Linked DNA regions of Homo sapiens: region 1 is linked to region 2. Evidence: chromatin loops called from intact Hi-C (ENCODE). Cell type or tissue: heart left ventricle. All regions are shown on one strand. Links, peaks and the distances in the headings refer to the core of each region. The heading gives the core; the rest is flanking DNA. Region 1 overlaps FARS2 (phenylalanyl-tRNA synthetase 2, mitochondrial). Region 2 overlaps FARS2 (phenylalanyl-tRNA synthetase 2, mitochondrial).

Evidence for each region. Peaks named below come from ENCODE experiments on the same cell type or tissue, not always from the same donor. Only the 100,000 strongest peaks of a DNase experiment are listed, where the experiment ranks them.
Region 1: a loop joins it to region 2, with 4 times the contacts of the local background. A loop is called at or near these places in 3 of 110 quality-filtered maps.

Annotation. Positions count from the first base shown.
Region 1 is chr6:5,581,522-5,584,443 of GRCh38, reverse strand. The region is part of intron 5 of FARS2 (phenylalanyl-tRNA synthetase 2, mitochondrial); the gene reads right to left. Among named protein-coding and RNA genes, the nearest start is that of FARS2-AS1, 120 kb to the right of the region's middle. RefSeq lists an enhancer at 1,932-2,922. In heart left ventricle, for the core only: a CTCF peak has its summit at 1,533; no DNase peak of the experiment used is centred there.
Region 2 is chr6:5,764,678-5,767,599 of GRCh38, reverse strand. All of the region lies in intron 6 of FARS2 (phenylalanyl-tRNA synthetase 2, mitochondrial), which reads right to left. Among named protein-coding and RNA genes, the nearest start is that of NRN1, 240 kb to the left of the region's middle. In heart left ventricle, for the core only: a CTCF peak has its summit at 1,121 (motif pointing right); no DNase peak of the experiment used is centred there; H3K27ac peaks cover 1,398 bases.

The DNA.
Region 1 (2,922 bases), core at 327-2,826, 180 kb after region 2:
ATTACTTGCAAATATGGCTGAGTGCTGAAAAGTCAAGCTAAAAGGTCTGCTTGTTTGTTCTGATGGTGGGGTGCTGGGGTGGGGGAGAAATGATGATGTTGCAAAAATTACCCAATTCTTTAAGGGAATCTAGCAATTCTGCTGTTTTTAATCATACACATTTGATGAATGGGTTTCTAAAACTAAAAGGAAGAGTGTAGAATTCTGACAGGCAGTGGGAAGGGGCTGACTCTACGCCAACTTCTTATGCTGTCGGGCAGGAACTCAGGGCCCGCAGGGTCCTCATCCGAACACTCAAGGAGTGTGTGTGTGTGTGTGTGTGTGTGTGTGTGTGTCAGAGAGAGAAAGAGAGAGAGAATGTCGGGGGGAGCTAGCTAAGGGGAGAAACTGGAACTAATGGCTATTCCATTACAGAAACAGAGATACCTCCTGGAAAAATCCTTCCTTCTGTTTTTGAATTCCATCACAAATTGGATAAAAAAGCCATTGAACCTTTAAGAAACAGCAATAGTTTTCTCAGGAAGTAAGTGCAAAATGCATCACATTCAGGCACACAAAGAAGGACCCTTGCAAAACAGACTTCCCCAGTGAGAATAGCCAGTTGCCTGTGCCCGGGATGGAACAGACTGCAGGGTTATCACATTCAGGAACGATATGAACCAGACTGCCTGGGTTTAACCTGGCTTCCTCACTTACTTTCAGAGTCCTGTGGCCTTAGGCCTGTTATCTAACCTTTCTAGGTCTCAGTTTCCTCATCTGTAAAATGGGAATAGTAACAATATCTATGTAATAGGTTTTTAAAAAATACATAAAATGCTTAGAACAGTACCTGGAAGTAAGGCTTAAGGATCTGTTAAACAAACAAACGACTCTAATTGTAAATATAGGCAGGTTGAGTGAGCTGGTTTCTGTTAGGGAACAATTTTATTTATTAGTAATGTAAATGGCAGCCATGTTTCTCTGGAAGATTTTAAGCTGCCATACAAATGAAATCTCTTGGAAGCAGAGCCGTCTTTATTCATTTTATAAATAGGGAGACTGAGGCACAGCAGAGAACACTTAAGCATGTATGATTCTTCCACAAATTCTGCAGAATGCCTCTCACCTGGCTGCAGGTGCTCAATAAACACTGGTGGACTGAGCTGAACTTCCAGAGGTCCAAGACCTATCTGCTCATGCAAACAAGATAGAAATGTTCTTCTTTATTCTAATTTCACTCATTTTAGAGGTTCTAATTGCTAAGGAAGAACAGTGATATATTAGGCATAGTGACCATTTTGTTTTTACAATAACTTTTTAATTTTAAGCATGAGAATTATGTATTGGACACAGGGACCACTTATCCATTGACTGGTAAGATGTTTGTTTAGAGGGTGTCACTGGTCTAATGATGAAAGAATGAGGGCTGGAAATCATCAGACACACCACCACAGCACATTATTTTTTACAGCCCATTAGGCCTTGGCTAACCCATTTTAATACAACTCAAATGTCTCTATGTGAGCTTCACAGCTCACCCTGCAGGCCTGCAGGGAAACACACTCAAGCAGTCAAAAATCAACCATCATGGAACCTGCAAGTTGAACACTGTTGCAACCACAATGATATCATAAACTTCAGTATTCCATGTCTCAGAGTTTAACATAAAGAGCTATTTTGCTGAAAGTGCAAACAAAAATTTTTTAACTTTGTAGAAGTTCATCTTTTTAATTTGGTGAAATCTGACTAAAAGCCCAGCCATGGAGCCATGGAGAGTTTTACATCAGTATATACACACAAACTTAGAGTTATCTGGTAGCAATGGCTCTGCCAGAAATTGTCAGCATGAACTACATGAAATTTTTAATAAGTGACTGGCTTTTGATACCTAAAAAAGCAATTTCGTATGGGCCACCTGATAGTTGTGTACCGTAGGACAGATGTCTAAATTCTCTAAATGTCAGTTCCCTCATCTGCAAAATGGGACACTCTTCGTACTTTCTTTATGGTGTTATTGTAAAGATTCTAGGAAATACATGCAAAGTATTCAGCATAGCCACCGTGGGTCCATAAGTACTTAACATAGGTAAGTCATTATTTGTAGTCATTATGTTAGCATCCAGTTATGTTGCTAAACCGGAAGTATGTTACTGTGACCATTTATAGAAGCGCATCAGGAATTAACCGGAAGTATGTTACTGTGACCATTTATAGAAGCGCATCAGGAATTAACCGGAAGTATGTTACTGTGACCACTTAGAAAAGCGCATCAGGAATTAACCGGAAGTATCTTACTGTGACCATTTATAAAAGCACATCAGGAATTAACCGGAAGTATGTTACTGTGACCATTTATAGAAGCGCATCAGGAATTAACCGGAAGTATGTTACTGTGACCATTTATAGAAGCGCATCAGGAATTAACCGGAAGTATGTTACTGTGACCACTTAGAAAAGCGCATCAGGAATTAACCGGAAGTATCTTACTGTGACCATTTATAAAAGCACATCAGGAATTAACCGGAAGTATGTTACTGTGACCATTTATAGAAGCGCATCAGGAATTAACCGTAAGTATGTTACTGTGACCATTTAGAAAAGTGCATCAGGAATTAACCGGAAGTATGTTACTGTGACCATTTAGAAAAGCGCATCAGGAATTAACCGGAAGTATGTTACCGTGACCATTTAGAAAAGCGCATCAGGAATTAACCGGAAGTATGTTACCGTGACCATTTAGAAAAGCACATCAGGAATTAAGGGCCTGGCTCCTCAGAAAGAACCACTCCATGTCCCAACGTGCAGAGGCAGGACACCTCACGATGCCCTTCTTTCTTTTTGCTCCCTCTTCAGCATTAACAGCAGTTTCAACAAAGCAGCTGTCAGCTGGAGGGGGATGCCAGGGCTCAGAGCAAACAAGCATATACCCAGCAACTGGCACAC
Region 2 (2,922 bases), core at 171-2,670:
GTGGCAGGGCTGGATTCAAAACTAAGCAATCTGGTGGGAATGTAAAATAGTACAAACCACAGTATGGTGGTTCCTCAAAAAGTTAAACACAGAATTACCATATAATCCAGCAATTCTACTCCTAGGAATATATCCTAGAGAATTGATAGCATGTGTTGAAACAAAAACCTGTCCAAGAATGTTCATAGCAGTATTATTCACAATTGCCAAAAGATGAAAATGTCCACTAATATCTGGATGGATTGGCCGGGCGCGGTGGCTCATGCCTGTAATCCCAGCACTTTGGGAGGCCAAGACGGGTGGATCACTTGAGGTCAGGAGTTTGAGACCAGCCTGGCCAACATGGTGAAACCCCGTCTCTACTAAAAATACAAAAATTAGCCAGGTGTGGTGGAGGGCGCCTGTAATTCCAGCTACTTGGGAGGCTGAGGCACAAGAATGGCTTGAATCTGGGAGGTGGAGGTTGCAGTGAGTGGAGATCGCCCCACTGCACTCCAGCCTGGGCAATAGAGTGAGACTCAGTCTGAAAAAAAAATTTTTTTTGGATGGATTAACAAAATGTGGTATATCCACACAATGGAATATTATTTAGCCATAAAAAGGAATGAAGTACTGATACATGGATGGATACTAGATGGAATGTGGATGAACCTCAAGAACAGAAGTGAAGAAAGCCAGATGCAATAGAACACATATTGTACAATTCCATTTACAGAAGATATCCAGAAAAGGGGAATCTATAGAGATAGAAGGCAGACTGATGGTTACCAGGGGTCATAGGGGAGACTGCTTCATAGGGATATGGTTTTCCTTTGGGGTAATGACATATTTTACAACTAGATAGAGGTGATGGTTGCACAACACTGTTCTCATACTAAATACCACTGAATTGTACACTTTAAAAAATGGTTAATGTTATGTCAATTTTTCCTCAATTAAAATAATAAAAACTAGGAAATCTGGTTTCAGAGCCCAGCTATTAACTGTCACCCTCTTCCTTTAATCCCAATGTCCTCTAAGAAGTGACAAGGTTTGCAAGTTATGGAGAAGAGTAATTTCTTTTAACTGTTCTGTTAAAAAATGAGATGGAATGAGCCCATGCTCCTCTCTGGCTCTGCCCTTCCACCAACAGAGGGCACAGCTGGACAGGAAGAATGACTGTGAGTGGGGTGGGCTGTGCCTGGGGCACAGACGATTTAATGTCTTTCCTGCTTATAGGGGCATTAAAAGGTGGTCTGGGAAGCCAGACAGCTGGCTGGGAAAATGGGATGGCTGCAAGGGTAAGAAAGGAAGGGTAAGAGCATGGGGGCCGGGGTGGGCACCACGAGGTTGCTACTGTCCTCCCCCAACTCACGCAGGCACACTCATCAGGACAAGAAGCCTGCCCCGAAGGACAGAACAGGCTGCACTGACTACCTGGAGTTTTAGAGGCAAACAAAAGTTCTCTTTTATGTACTTCACAGCTTCTACTCATAGGCAAAGTAAACCAGATTGCCCATTACTAAGTCTGAGAGGTCAAATCCCATTATAAGGAGTTTGAAGAGAGATTCTAAAAAAATTTTTTTGGTGCTACAATTTCATTGCATTGGGGTATTGGCTAAAATGAGTTGGTCACTGGATAGAGTTTGATTTTTTTTAAAGATTTTGGTATAGGCATCTTAGAATGTTTGAACCTCTGGGGCTTCCATTGTCACCAGTTTATTCATAGATTCCTTTAGTTATTCAACAAACAGCATGTTTCAGTCACTGAGTTGGACACAGAGAAGCACATGAAGGGGACCCAGTATCTGCCCTCAACCAGCTCACATCCGGGAGTTAGCAGCCTGCTGAGGTCCTGCAGAAACCCAGGAGCCGGCTGAGCAAAGGACTGTTCCCTAGTACGCCCATGACAGCAGGAGGGGCTGGTACTTGCTTGGCGATGAAGTCAGCCACACCGCACCCCACGTGGAACCTCATGTTCTCCCGAGATTTGCTCTTCAGTGCATAATTTCTCCCACCTCCCCGAGAACACTGACACGCGCTGTTTGTCTAGTACAGTGCGGCACTACAGGGCCCACCAGAGGGCTTCAGGTTATCCTGCCTGCTAGGAGCTTACCTCTTGAGAGGGGCAAACAGAATATAAGACAGCCCACGCTCCCTGCCATTGGCAGGTGATGAGCGATGCCATAGTACATGCTGTGCCCAGGGCCCACCTCTTCCACTCTCCCACTGCCGCCCGTCAGCTCCCCTTCTGAGAGATTCAGCCTGGCTCTTGAAACTGGAAACATGACTCAAGCTTTTCCTGAAACTTACTTTCACTTGGATCCTGGTCCCTGCTCCAGTGTGAATGCCACCTAACTTTACCATCCTGTACAAGAGTAGCTGCTTGTGTGGAAGCCGAGAGCCAGGGCCAGAGGGGCAGCCCCGTGTGGGCCAATGGGAGAGCTGGGCTGGACGGCAGAATGCAACAGCAGGGAGGGGATGGCATATTTCAATGCCGCCTCCTACCAGAGCCCCTAGACCAAAGACAAGGATGTATAGGTGCTGAGTATAGTCAGGGCTGGATCAGTGAAGCATTCTCAAAACTATAAATGTTTAAAAGGGGTCCCTCCCCAGTGATTATTTTCTTTTCCCGATCAACTTAAGTGATACAACTAACAAGTACCAAAAGCACTGCCAAGAGTGTCACTGCTCTCCAGTTCAAAGTGTGCCAAGAAGGAGATTTTCTAAAGAACTCTCAAGCCTTATTGGAAAGCTGGCACAAGGGGTCAGAGTGTTAGCGAGGGTTGGAATTCCTCTATCATACAACCACTTGGTTTACCCTGGCAACCAAACAGGCTCTGCACTCAAAATAAAACCTTTCCAGGGGATCCAGCCAAATCCCAGCTCCTGCAACATCCACAATAGTCTGCTTCTCCATCTGTGACAGAGCAGCGACTTCAT